2 separate regions of the Homo sapiens genome follow, and region 1 is linked to region 2. A link is an interaction called in ENCODE POLR2A ChIA-PET data of the cell type or tissue named here. Cell type or tissue: GM12878. All regions are shown on one strand. Each heading gives the region's core, and the rest is flanking DNA. Links, peaks and the distances in the headings are about the cores only.

What was found. Peaks named below come from ENCODE experiments on the same cell type or tissue, not always from the same donor. Only the 100,000 strongest peaks of a DNase experiment are listed, where the experiment ranks them.
Region 1: POLR2A ChIA-PET joins it to region 2 with 6 read pairs; 2 of 35 experiments call an interaction of 5 or more read pairs at or near these places.

Annotation. Positions count from the first base shown.
Region 1 is chr3:64,102,476-64,109,350 of GRCh38, forward strand. All of the region lies in intron 7 of PRICKLE2 (prickle planar cell polarity protein 2), which reads right to left. PRICKLE2-AS2 (PRICKLE2 antisense RNA 2) reads left to right here and starts at 995. Exons shown (of 4, transcript NR_046701.1): 1 at 995-1,029; 2 at 2,018-2,258; 3 at 3,244-3,420; 4 at 3,539-3,883. It overlaps PRICKLE2-AS1 (PRICKLE2 antisense RNA 1), which reads left to right. Exons shown (of 3, transcript NR_045697.1): 3 at 1-656. In GM12878, for the core only: no CTCF peak of the experiment used is centred there; a DNase peak (open chromatin) is centred at 3,383.
Region 2 is chr3:64,237,043-64,243,917 of GRCh38, forward strand. It overlaps a transcript of PRICKLE2 not described here. Among named protein-coding and RNA genes, the nearest start is that of PRICKLE2, 15 kb to the left of the region's middle. RefSeq lists an enhancer at 1,878-2,636. In GM12878, for the core only: no CTCF peak of the experiment used is centred there; no DNase peak of the experiment used is centred there.

The DNA.
Region 1 (6,875 bases), core at 2,344-4,843, 130 kb before region 2:
TCATGCCTGATGATCCATAACTGTCTCCCATTACCCCTAGATGGGACTGTCTAGTTGCAGGAAAACAAGCTCAGGTCTCCCACTGACTCTACCTTAAAGTGAGTTGTGTAATTATTTCAGTATATATTACAATGTAGTAATAATAGAAATAAAGTACATAATAAATGTAATGCACTTGAACCATCCCAAAGCCATCCCCACCCCCTGGCCCCAGTCTGTGGAAAAATTATCTTCCATAAAACCGGTCCCTGGTGCCAAAAAGGTTGGGGACTGCCTCTATAAAGGATAACTTTTGGTCAACTGAAAAAAAAATGGAACATGGGCAATAGATAAAAGTATTATGCTAAATTTACTGTGGTCAATTAATAATGGTGATAATGTGGGAGAAGATCTTTACTCTTGGGAAATATATATGGAAGGATATGGTGGTAAATGGCCCAGATGGATGCAATTTGCTCTCAAATGGTTTATAAATAAAATGTGTGTGTGTGTGCGTGTGTGTGCATGCATGTGAACATGAAAGAACAAATGTGGCAAAAGGTTAACAATGGATCAATCTACGTAAAGAGTACATTACAGGTGTTGTTTGTTCTATTTTTATAACTTTTTTTAAGTCTGAAATTATTTCCAAATAAAAAGTTTCTTTAACATTAGAATATATTCATCTGATATGATGGTTTTTAATTCTGAAGGAAATTTGGAAACATCTGGACACATTTTTGGTTGTCACTATTAGGATGGGATTCTCCTGGCGTCTAGTAGGTAGAGGCCAGAGATGTTGCTAAACATCCTACAGTGTGAAGGATGGCTTCCTTGCCTCCACACAGAATTTTCCAAACCAAACTGTCAACAGTCTCAGAAGAAACCCTGATAAAATGGAATATTACACAATAATGAGAACGAATAACTACACCCAAGAACATGGATGTATCTCATAGAAAATGCTTGGACATGCAAAAAGAATATGTGCTGTATGATTCCATTTATATGAAGTTCAAGAACAGGCTGAGGCTATCTATAGTGATACAGGTCAGGGCAGTGGGAGGAGGGGGTATGAAGAAGGCTTCTAGGGCACTGCAATTGTTCTATAACTAAATCTGGATGGTGGCTGTAAAACAATACACATGTGTAAAAATTCACTGAGATGTAGTTTTAATATTGGTTTGCTTTATTCTGTGTAAATTATATCTCAATAAAATGGAGTAAAAGTAAAGCAACGTTTGGCCAGGTGTGGTGGCTCATGCCTGTAATCCCAGCACTTTGGGAGGCCAAGGAGGGTGGACTGCTTGAGCTCAGGAGTTCAAGACAAACCTGGGCAACATGGTGAAACCCTGTCTCTACTAAAAATACAAAAATTAGCTGGGCATGGTGGTGCGTGCCTGTAGTCCCAGCTACTTGGGAGACTGAGGTGGCAGTATCACCTGAGCCCAGGAGGTGGAGGCTGCAGTGAGCCGAGATTGTGCAACTGTGCTCCAGCCTGGGCAACAGAGCGAGCCCCTGTCTCCAAAAAATAAACAAATAAATAAATAAAAAATAAAACAATGTTTGTTAAAGGGTCAAATTTTAACATTGGATATGCCTATAAAGAAATTAATCAGCTAAATATCATATACTCCAGTAATTTTTTGTTTCAATTTCGTTCCTGGGATAACTGTCAGGGCAATAGCAGCTGGGGCCTCCAATCGCTTGCTTACTCTGCTGCTTATCTCTTACATACAAATCATAAAAGCCGATTTACAACAGCCTAATCACTTCCAGAGCCTCCCCAATATGAAAGCAGAGAGGAGAGGATAACAACCTAAGATGATGAATGAGTGGTTTGAGTGGATGAACTCTAGTAAGAAAGGAAAGAAAACATCTTCAAACTCATGTCTAGAAACAAAAGGTGGACACAATGATCTTTGCAGGGCTTTCCAACCTAGCTCTTGAGTAGAATTAGGGTCAGCATAAATAACTTAGCAAATACTATTAATTCCCCAGCATGCTGTTTTCCCGAACCTGTCTTTCATAAGCCCAGAAGTGAAATGTTTTTGAGAGCATCCTGCTTGTGAACAGATTCCTATTTCCGTGAGGAGGTGACCTCGAAGAAGAGCAGCTTCTATTCTGCTGGGAGGTGTACTGCCTTCTGGTATCAGGCTTCTGCATCCCGGGAAAGCTCGGGATAACCTGAGGCACCCCCTTGAAAAACAAAAGAGCTTGATCAGAGCAGGAGGGTCCTGTTGCACAAGCCCAGCATCTACTATCAGTTTCACCTAAATGTAAGCCATTCATTCCCCTGGACTATGTGTGGGTGGGACTGGAAATACTACCTGCTCACTCTAGAGAGGAGAAATGCCTCTCTTCTGATTCATTAACTCAGATTTTCCTCCAGGGTCTTCTTGCATGCAGGGCATGAACAGAAAGGCCAATGTTGACCAAAGATGAGCAATAACTGTGTACTTGCCTCTAGAAAGGGTAGTTCTGTGGTTACTTTCATTACTGGCAAAATCTAGAATCCTTACGCAGACCTTAAGGCCCTACGTGACTTGGCTCTCTTCTCTTTCTCCAAGATAATCAACTAAACACTCCTCCTCGCTTAACTCTGCTTCAGCTGTGCTTACATTCCTCCCTGTCTCCCCAAACACAACAATAAGCTTATTCCAGCAGGCCTTGGAAAACTCTTCCCTTTGCATGCCTGACTTCTGTTTGTTAAAGTCCTCGTGTAGATGTCACCTCCTCAGCAGTGTCATTTCTGAACACTCCTTCTAAAGTAGCAAAGTTAGTTGTCTTCTGGCCAACCACTCACTATTGCACTTGACCCTTTTTTAAACTACTCACCCTGACTTATTAAGGTCATATGTAAGTTTGTAGCTGAATGAATCCCCTGGGAGCCAGGATCTTCTCCCTACTCTTCACTGTATTCTTGCAGAGCTAGCAGTGCCCAGTACCCTTTGGTGCTCAATACATACTCATGGAATAAACGTAAATGGATTCTCATGTTACCCACAGCTTGGAAAAAAGCAACCACCCTCCAACCTGGAGTGGGTCAGTGCTGTGATCCACATGGGTGGGATTCCAAACATCCAGAAAAAAATACCATGATCACACCTGTCAATCTCCATCTCTGGTGATTCATTATATAGCCCACCATCTGGGGTTTCTCCAATTTTAAAGTCAAAGTACACGTGATTTATAATGAGCTCCCTGCACTGCAGAAATGTTTTCTCCTTACTAATCACAGCTCTGTTGATGTGTTTAAATTAGCAGCTGATACTGTCCCCAAGATGGAACTGTACTGTCACAGGTCACACTCCAACTTGAGAAGCACTCCTTTCCCCTCTAACTACGAACAGAACTGGAGAGCTACTTTCTGGCTGGGTGACTTGGGGAAATTTGTAAACCTCTTGAGATGCATCAGTAAGATGGGCATAATGACAGGAAGTGAGTACTAAAGCTGTAGTGATGATTAGATGAGGAAAAATATATCTTTCCTTTTTAAGGTTCATCATGACTATGGTGCATCTGTGTAGTTGTTGTTTCATCTCTGTCTTCTTGACAGATCAGCAGCTCCAAGAGGGCAGAAACTGTGCTCCTGTTTGCTAGCCCTGACCTCATACCTGGTATTCAGTATGCAGGAAGAAGGTTTAGTAAGGCCTAAAATTCCCCAAGGAAAGAAAGCATGCCTCAAGACTGTGAATGCCCTCCAGACATTTACAACTCATACTGATGATTTAGCTCCCTTTCAGTAGGGTCTTTCCTATATTATTTATTATTTATGTGCTGGGGCAGAGACATGAAGAAAATGGAGCTGTTTAGAACAGGAGTTTGCAAACTGCAATGGCCAGTGAACCAAATCCAGCTCACCGCTCACTGCCTGTTTTTCTAAATAAAGTTGTATTGGAACACAACCACACCTATTCATTTGCATATTGTCGAGGGTTGCTTTCTGGAGTTGGGAGTTGTGACAGACTGTATGACCTGCAAAGACTCAAATATGTTACAGGCAAACAAATATCATTGAATGCATGATTGTATGGATTAATGAATTTGAGAAACAGGGCCTGATGCACTGATATCCACTTGAACGCCAGCCACTGTTGTAAATTATCTGTGCCTCCAAACCGTGGCTGGGATTCCTCCTCTACACAGACGAAGCTCAACTCTTCACTCCATTTGTCTGTGCTGAACACGACACAGTGTCAAAATAATGCAAATCAATAGAATCCAACCTAATGGGGCTCTAACATGCCCTTACTCTCCTGTAATAAACACATTTTTCTTTTCTTGTTGTTTAAGCCATGGGGTGTGTGTGTGTCTGTGTGTGCGTGCTCAAGCACATGTGTGATAGGGAGGTGGGAGCTGCAAGCTAAATTTGCCAGAGAACTCTGGCTGCAGCACATAGTCCAGGGCAGTATCAGTACCCCTACATCCTCTGGAGGATCTGGCAGAAGAATCCCACCTGATGGCAAGGAGACACAGATATCAGGTCATTTCCCTCTCAAGCAGAGCTCTGTTTTCTTAATTAACAGAGAGGGTTTTTCCCTGCCAAATAATGCAGGCTTTATGAGAGGTGCTCAGGGTGATGATAGAGTTAAACGCAGTGATTTATCCATATCCCAAGGGTCAGTGTGACTGGGAGCTACGCAAATGTCCATGCACCACAGGGGTGCAGGTTCCCTTAAGATCCTTGGCTGTGCTTCTACAAAGAGAGGTCAGCATCCAATTCAGCCTGTGGTTCTCTGTGGTTTAACTGCCAGCATGAAGGTGCATTTGGGGCATTCTATGGTACACTGGCATTTCTGTCTGAGAAATGTTTCCCTCTCTACAAATAGGAGGTCTCACAGAAACTGGCCTCTGCGAGAAAATCAATGTTCTTCAAAGAATGCTCAAGGTCTGATGGAACGGAAAGAAAATATTTGCTGGCTCCCCTCCCCCACATGTCTTTGTGGGCAAAATGTATGCATGCAAGTCCAGAAAGAAGAAAAAGACTAAGATTGAACGGCAGACTTTAGGCACATCTTTCTGTTCCTTATTTATTGTCCTGTCTTATCCCACTCCGCACCAGAAGACAGAGAGCTGTGTTTCTGCCAACTTCAAAGATACATTACCAGGCACGGTGGCTCACTCCTATAAGCCCAGCGCTTTGGGAAGCTGAGGTGGGAGGAGCTCCTGAGCCCAGGAGTATGAGACCAGCCCTGGAAACATACTAAGACCCCCTAACTACAAAAACAAAAAACAGAAAATTAGCCAGGCATAGTGGTGTGCACCTATAGTCCCAGCTACTGGGGAGGCTGAGGCAGTAGGATCACGGTTACAGTGAGCTATGATGACACCACTGCACTCCAGAGCCTTTCAAAAAATAACTTTTTTAAGCATTCATATTTCACATTTCTGTGCAGTAAAGGAAATAGTATCTATTCAACCATGTCCTCCAGACATTTACAACTTATACTGATGACGTAGCTCCCTTTCATTAGGGTCTTTCCTATATGATTTTTATTTTCTTTTTTGCTGAGATAGAAACATGGAGAAAATGGAATTGTTTAGAACAGCGGTTTGCAAACTACAGTGGCAATGGGCCAAATCCAGCTTACTGCCTGTTTTTGTAAATAAATTTGTATTCAAACACAACTACACCTATTCATTTGCATGTTGTTGGTGATTGCTTTCCAGATTTGGGGAGTTGTGACAGACTGTATGACCTGCAAAGCCTCAAATATTTACTTTCTGGCCCTTTATAGACACAGGTTGTCAACCTCTGGTTTAGCATGCTGCGGCAAGCCTGAACAGCCCCGAAGTCATGGGCGCTACACAGTTGAAGCCTCTCAGACCGTGCAAAAAGTGTCCCAAGGTACATATTTGTTTGTTTGAAGCATGTGTGGCGGTAGCTTGATCAGGTCCCTTGGGATCCTTTCTCCAACTAAGTCAATCGATTTCCTCAACATCCCGAACTTCAAATTGGCAACAGCTGGAGAGATACTGTCATCTGGGCAGTGGAGCTTAAACGCCACCACATGTTTCTTGGTGACAGGGCATGGAATGGCTCAAACAGAGTATGACAAAGAAGGCTGGGGGTGGGGACAGAAAGAGGAGAGTGGGACAATATGAATGCACTCGAAAGTGTGATCTGTGGACCAGCCACGATGCCATCCCTTGGGAGCTGGTTGCAGACTCTCAGGCCCTCACCGGACTTGCAGAATTCAAATCCACATTTGAACGAGATCCCTGGTGATTCTCATGTTCATGAGAGTTAGAGGAACACCAAGATGATGGGAGTTTCAAGGACGATTTTCTTTGCAACACAAGGGTGCTTCTACTCCAGGAAACAAGACCCTCACACTCTCAGAGACTCTAATTCAGGGTTTCCCAACCTCAGTACTACTGACATTTCGGGCTGGATAATTCTTTGTTTGGTGGGCTGTCCTGTGCACTTCAGGATGTTCAGCAGTATCTCTGGACTCTACCCACTAGATGCCAGTCACACATCCCTCTGGTTGTGACAGCCCCGAAATGTCTCCAAACAGTGCCAAATGTCCCTGGAGGGCAAAATCGCCCCCAACTGAGGACCGCTGCTCTAACAGATCCTGTCCTCCACCTGCTGCTTGACCATAGCCCAAGGGGAGCTCTGTTCCTGTCCACCCAGTTGTTGGAGTGAGTTAAACCTGCTCTACCCCATCCTGCAGACAGGAGCCTCGTCACGATGGGGGTTGCCGCTCCTTCTTTCTAGAGAAGGATTATCAGGGCTCTGCCTGGTTGGGTGTGGTATGTCCCCAAAACTGGGGAACTCTAAAAGTTATTTTCTCTCTAAACTCTTCTCAGAAAATTCACATTCCTTTCTCTCAGTGGCTATCAAGAACTCCCCAGTTAAGGCCTTTGCTGTCTAATTTTCCTGGCAG
Region 2 (6,875 bases), core at 2,609-5,108:
CACAGGATGGGGAGCACGCAGGTGAGTGGGTTCAGAGGCCAGGATGAGCACTTATGGGCAATCGGCAGGAGGAGAACTCCATGCAAGCCCGCAGCAGTGTCTAGGGATTGTCTATGAGCCCCAGAGCTCCAGAGGGCGTATGTTACAATGTGCTCTTTTAGTTTTGGCATCTGTGGATGGCTTAAGTGTTAGCTCAGTGGAGGGTCAGTGTGACAGCCTGTTGCATCTGCACCCTGGTCCTTGTCTGGCATCCAGCAGGAATCAGGTTGCACAAATGAATTGAAGATAATAAATGTGGAGGATTTTATTGCCAATTAAAGTGGCTCTCAGTGGGATGGGGAGCTGGAAAGGGGATTGAGTGGGAAGGTAGTCTTCCCCTGGAGTTCGGCCATCTCCGGCCGAACTCTTCTCCGAGGTCCCACTGCCAAGCCATCCCTGTGAAATCAAGTTGCTTCTCTTGGACATTCAGCTCCTTCTCTTCTCTCCTTTCCTGCCACTCTGCCACTCCACCTCTCTGCCCTGCTCCTCTGCCAGTGGAGCCTGGGGTTTTTATGGCTACAGGATGGGAGGTGGGGCAGACCAGGTTAGTTTTGGAAAAGGCAAAATTTGGGCAGGAAAACAGGAATGCATGTTCTCACTTTGGGCCACGCATCCAGGCTTGAGGGTAGGGCTTCACCGGGGGGCCCCACCCTTTTCTGCCTAGTATTTCCCTGCCTCCTGTCCATATCATAAGGAGACAGTAGCCATGAAGGTAAATTCTGTGGGATGTATTGTACAAAATTTACCTTCCTAGAACTGCAGAACTAACTCCTCTTGGCTTGCCAGGATGAGAAAAAGCCCCTTTCTTGTTTGTTTGTCCATCATTCTCCTCCTCCAAGTCTGCTTTTCACTCTTCCACCCCTAGGCTAACTCAAACCCTGCAGGAGGTTGCTGGGAATTCTGCCTGAAGACTGTCAACCCTCCCTGAGAGCAAGAAGTTCAGTGGACAAGGCCATCATTTTGAAAATGGCCTTGCAGCCACCATCTTGATCAGGGGAGGACCAGACCAAAGCAGGGTCCAAACTATAAGAAGCAGGTATCAGAACCTGAAACAGTTGAAATGAACAGAAGAGGTTTAGTTATATACCACAACGTGCTTCCTTTTAGAAAACTTGGTAGTATTGGCTGGGTGGGGTGGCTCACACCCGTAATCCCAGCCCTTTGGGAGGCCAAGGCAGGCAGGTACGAACGAGGTCAAGAGATTGAGACCAGCCTGGACAACATGGTGAAACCTCGTCTCTACTAAAAGTACAAAAATTAGCTGGGCATGATGGTGCCTGCCTGTAGTCCCAGCTACTCGGGAGGCTGAGTAGGAGAATCACTTGAATCCGGGAGGTGGAGGTTGCAGTGAACCGAGATCACGCCACTGCATTCCAGCCTGGCAACAGAACGAGACTCCGTCTCAAAAAAAAAAAAAAAGAAAAAAGAAAAGAAAAGAAAAGAAAAAAGAAAACTTGGTAGAATTAGGGCTAACATGTAGGGGTCTGAATCACCAAGAGAGCCAGTGTCTGTAAGAGGGAGAAAAGGTCCCCTGCTGCCAAGGACCTCTGGATAACAGGCACTGTGTCAGGCAGGAGGTGGGGTAAGGCAAGTTCTGTCCCTACCCCTTCTTATTAGCTGTGTGAATTGGGACAAGTCACTTTCCTTCTTTGAGTCTCATCTAAGAATCTCTGCCACATGGGTTTTCTGAATTATATGAGGTAATGCAGGTAAAATTGCCAAACATACAGCAGGTGCTTACTAAATGTTTATCAAGTCTGAGTATAAACACACTATCAATCTTGCTCTGTACAGCGAGGGCATCTGAAGCCCTCTGATTTGAGTGGCCATCAGCAGACACCAGTCAGCCCACCCAACCCAAGCCCATGGAATCCCTGGCAGCCAGGGCAGTTTTCAGGCTGCCTGTTTATTCTTCTAGCTCCCTGAGATGCCACAGCAAGCAGGAGCCCTGCTGGTGCATCCTCAGGGTCACCAGGGGACAGGCCCAGACGGATGTCAGAGCAGACTGCCTTGGCGAATTATTTAGCACCCTCCTCTGAGGGGGCCAGGCATGCACCTCACAGCCGGCTCCACACACCACAGGGCGAGGTAGCAGCCTCTGACTCATCCGTCAGGCACCACATTCCTCTTCCCTTAAATGGAGCACACAGAGCCCTGCTGGGGGGCGGGGGGCTGGCAGCGTCCTCTCTGCTCAACTCATCACAGCTGGGGCAGCTGTGGAAGGAAGGGCTGTTAGGAGCGTGGCCAAAACAGAGATACACAGAGGAGGTTCAGCTCGCTGGGATGAGGGGAGACATATTCTGCAATAAGAAACACCAGGAATGAAAGAAAGTTACAGTCAGCCAGTGGCCGGAGATAGCTGCCCAGGGAACATGGAGATGCTTCCCGGAGGGATCCTTTGGCAGAGCCAAATCTGAGCCACCAGGTGCTATCCACAGACATTCCGAAGGCCTGTAATCCTGTAATCCTTTGGGACTCTCTAAGATAATTGCTATCAGGCACTCCCAGCCACAGGGACAGGGGAGGGGAGGTGATTTATAAGCCAGATTTATAGGTGACATTTACTGCAGACACAAATCTAATTCAACCCTCATAGCAACCCTTCAAGGTTATACCTATGGTTGCTTATCACAGATAAGAAAACTGAGGCTCAGAGAAATCAAAATAATTATTAAGTGTAAGCATCCGTCTAATTTCTGAATCGATTTCCTTTTTCTTTTATTTATTACTGTTCTTAAATTTTCCATGTAGGGCTTGGTGCTGTGGCTCATGCCTGTAATCCCAGTACATTGGGAGGCCAAGGCAGGTAGATTGCTTGAGCCCAGGAGTTTGAGACCAGCCTGGGCAACATGACAAAACCCCATCGCTACCAAAAAAAAAAAAAAAAAAAAAAAAAAAAATTAGCCCAGCATGTGACTATAGTCTCACCTACTTGGGAGGCTGAGACAGGAGGATCACTTGAGGCTGGGAGGTCGAGGCTGCAGGGAGCTGTGTTCACACCACGGCACTCCAGCCTGTGCGACAGAGACCCTGTCTCAAAAAATAAATAAAATTTTCATTTAGCCTGCTGAATCTGTTCTTTCCATTCCATCCTAGGATTGAGTCGAATGTGATATAAGGGACACCTGGGTTTGGCCAGTTACATGGGGAGGCCATGAGGTCACCAAGACATTGACCAGGCCAAGGAAAACAGTTGGAAGAACAGGTACTCCAGGTCTAATCAAGTTTCTTGTGCTTGTCAGTGAATGAAGGATTAAACAAGCTACAGCTCCTCTGCATAGCACCACCAATGATGGGAAATACTGAATATTTTATATATAGCTAATGCCTCTTTGCAGGCTAAATGGAGTTGGGCCTGAATGGAGCCCAAGGGATACTCTTCAAATTGAGGAAATATAGGAACTCTGCAGGACTCCCGGGATCCACAGAATTCTTTGCTTAAAGTCCCTGTGTGGGCTATGAAATGCCTCAGTGAATCGGTCCCATGGGGCCTACAGAATTAATTCCTCTCCTCTGGACAACTTAGTCACTTGCTTGGTAGGCCAGGTGCTTTCAGATCTCCCCCACAGCATGGAATGTCTGAGCCAGCGGTTCTCACAACATGATCCTGGACCAGCAGCCTCAGTATCACCAGGGAACTTGTTTAAAGTGTGGATTCTCAGGCCCTACCCAGACCTACAGAATCTGTAACTCTGAGCATGGAGTCTGGTCATTTGAGTTTCCACAAGCTCTCCAGGGGATTAGGCACACAGGTTTCATTTGGAGAACCAATGGTCTAAATAATCCCCAACAACTTCTTTTTATGGCCAAGAAGAGGAAGGGGTGAGCAATGGCAGAGGCTAGAGGAGCCTCTGAGGGTCCAGGATGGCCAGTTGGTGGCATGGAGCTGGAATTTGGCCCACATAAGCATACTATTGGGTCTACACCAGAGGTCGAGAAACTTTGTAAAGGACCAAGTGGTATATATGTTAGGTTCTGAAGGCCACTTAGTCTCTGTCACAACTACTCAACTCTGCTGTCATAGAATGCAAGCTGTCACAGACAGTATACAAACAAATGGGCATTGCTATATTTCAATAAAACTTTATCAAAACAGGCACCTACAAGTTGTAGTTTCCCAACTCTCTACCTATACAATGGCTCCTCTTAACAACAACATCTGGATACGCTGAGCTCAAGCTCCTAGGAGGCAGCCACCAGCTGGAGCTGACTGATACAGCCCTCTTTTAGTGGGGACACATTCTACACTTTTCCACAGTCCCCAGTTCTTCTCTCTGAAACACCAGGGCGGAGAGTCAGCTCACATTTATTATCCTGCTCGTTTCTCTTATTCATCTACTTATATTGACATAAATGCATGTGTGCATACACATACATGTATATATGTAAGTAACATGGTTATGTACTTATGTGTGCATGCATGCATATTTTAACACCTACCAGCTTTTCAGTATTTTATACTATATGAATCCCCACCCCCTCATCTCAATTGTCTCTAAAGTGCTCCAATACCACCATGGTATGAAGCCTGGTTTAGAATTCAGGGATGAGGGCCACAGCTCTTGATCTGTCCTTGACTTTGCAACTTGAGCAAGACCTTGACCATCTCAGAGGCTGTTTCTTCCTGTGTCCTGCTGCAGAAATCATCCCTCTTCTGCTTCCTTCACAGGAATGCTGTGAGAGCACGTCAGCAGTACTGTCTGGGAAGGCAACACAAAAGGGCCTGATTGTCGGCAGCCCCAATCATGCCTTCAGCGTTGGCCAAAGCAAGGGAAAATGTTTTATTTTGTTTTGTTTCCCTACAAAACAAAACCCACCAGGTATCTAAACATGTCCTGAAATTAAAATGGATAATAGTCTACCACATCAGTCCTCTCATTCTCCACCTCATACCCTGCAAATGAGAGATCGTGGAGGAGAAATCCCTCCATGTATATTATTTCGCTCAGATTAGCTGAAGGGTTCTTTGGGAAGCTTGGGATGCCAAGTGTGCCTTCTAATTATCTTTTCTCTTTTTTGCAAGCAGCTTAAGGGATCAGAGGTCTTATTTGGAGCCTTCCACCTTCATCCCGCTTTTCTTTCCTCTTCTTCTGTCCCCACACTACCGCAAATAAATAAATAATGTGCACATAATAATAATGATCTTTTTCTGAAAGAAGGAAAAGGGCATATTTAATGTCACCTTCTTAGCAGTCTAGCTAGAACCTTGCATTTTAACTTACATTTCATGAACTAAGCGCAGCATATCCAACTGCACATTTTCCTTAGGAGTGTTTCCATGAAGGAAATTCCTTCACCTAATCACTTCCCAACCCCCTTTCTTCAACTTATACCCTCTTTCCCACCCTGTCTACCCTAGAAAAGGTATTTTAAAAGAAAATACATAAATCTTCAGCTTATCTGGGTGGTATGCTCCGCAAATAATCACAAAGATTGTTTGACTGGTTACACAAGTTAATTTTCCATTTACAGTATAGAGCAACAATGTATTCTACAATAAAACTAGCCAACCCTGAGAGTCCACTTCAGTGGACGACTTGGCCAGGGGCCAAGATTCCCAGATTCTTTGGCTTCTACTGCTCCTCCCCCTACACTCACATTGGGCCATCATTGCTTTACAGCTGCTTCTCTTTGGGTACACTTCACCCACTCCAGTTCCTGTGTGTCTAAGACAGTGAGCATCAGTCTGTGAATGGCAATCTGTGCACCCTGCCAGCATTAATGATGGGGCCAAGAGTGTACCTGGTCATCTGTAAGAGGAGCACAGTCTGACTGAGATATTTACAAAAGGAAAGAGAAGCACTGCTGAAAGAAGATAACTATTTACTGAGCACTTACTATATCCTAGTCATCCCAAGACAGAGAATAATTGTTTCTATCTGAGAGATGAGAAACAGGAGGCCTAAGAGTTTAGGTGATGGCCCCAAAGAAAAACAGAAAGTGAGAGAGCAGGGATTTGGACTTAGGTCTGTCTTATACCAAAACCTGTGGCTTTTAAATACAACCATGTACTGAGAGTGGGAATATGAAGTGCATGTGTGCAAAAACTCTAAAAACAGGAATGTCATCCCTTGAAGACAGCTTTTTAAAAAATTGTCTGTGGACAGTAGAAAACAGAAAGTTTCAATGATGTACCCATTTCTTTATTGGGCCTAGAACAGCATTTCTCAACCTTGACATTATAGACAATTCATGCCAATTTCTTTGTTGTTGGAGGCTGTGCCATGTATTGCATGGTGTTCAGCAGTACCCATGACCTATATCCATGAGATGCCACTGGTCACCCTTTCCCCAGTCGTGAAAACCAAATATATCTCCAGAAATTGCCAAATATTCTTGACGGACAAAATTGCCCCCCTTGGGAACCAGTGGTCTAGAATCATTTTAGAAATCCTATCTTGTCACATGCTACTTTGGGGTTCATATAAGGTAGAGGATGAGAACACAGATTCTGGTATCAGTCATACCTGGGTAGAAATCTCAGCTCTGTCACTTACTAGCTGTGTGAATTATTCAACCTCTTTGAGGCTTTCAGTGTAAAATGGGGACAGATAATAGTATTCTGAGGATTAAAGGAGATTATGCAGATGAAGCCCTTAGCAGAGTGCCTGACACATAGTAATAGTGCTATAATAATGTCAGTTATGATTATTAAGAAAAACGATGTTAGAAGATGACAGATTTAATCACTTCATCTCAGAGATGAGTAAACTGAGGCTCAGAAACAAGAAGACTAATTTTGGTTAGGACCCAGTCTACTTGTCCAAGAAATATACATATTTGATCACTGTTCTCAATGCCCTGTCTCATTTTACCCCAATAAAATGGTATCTGTG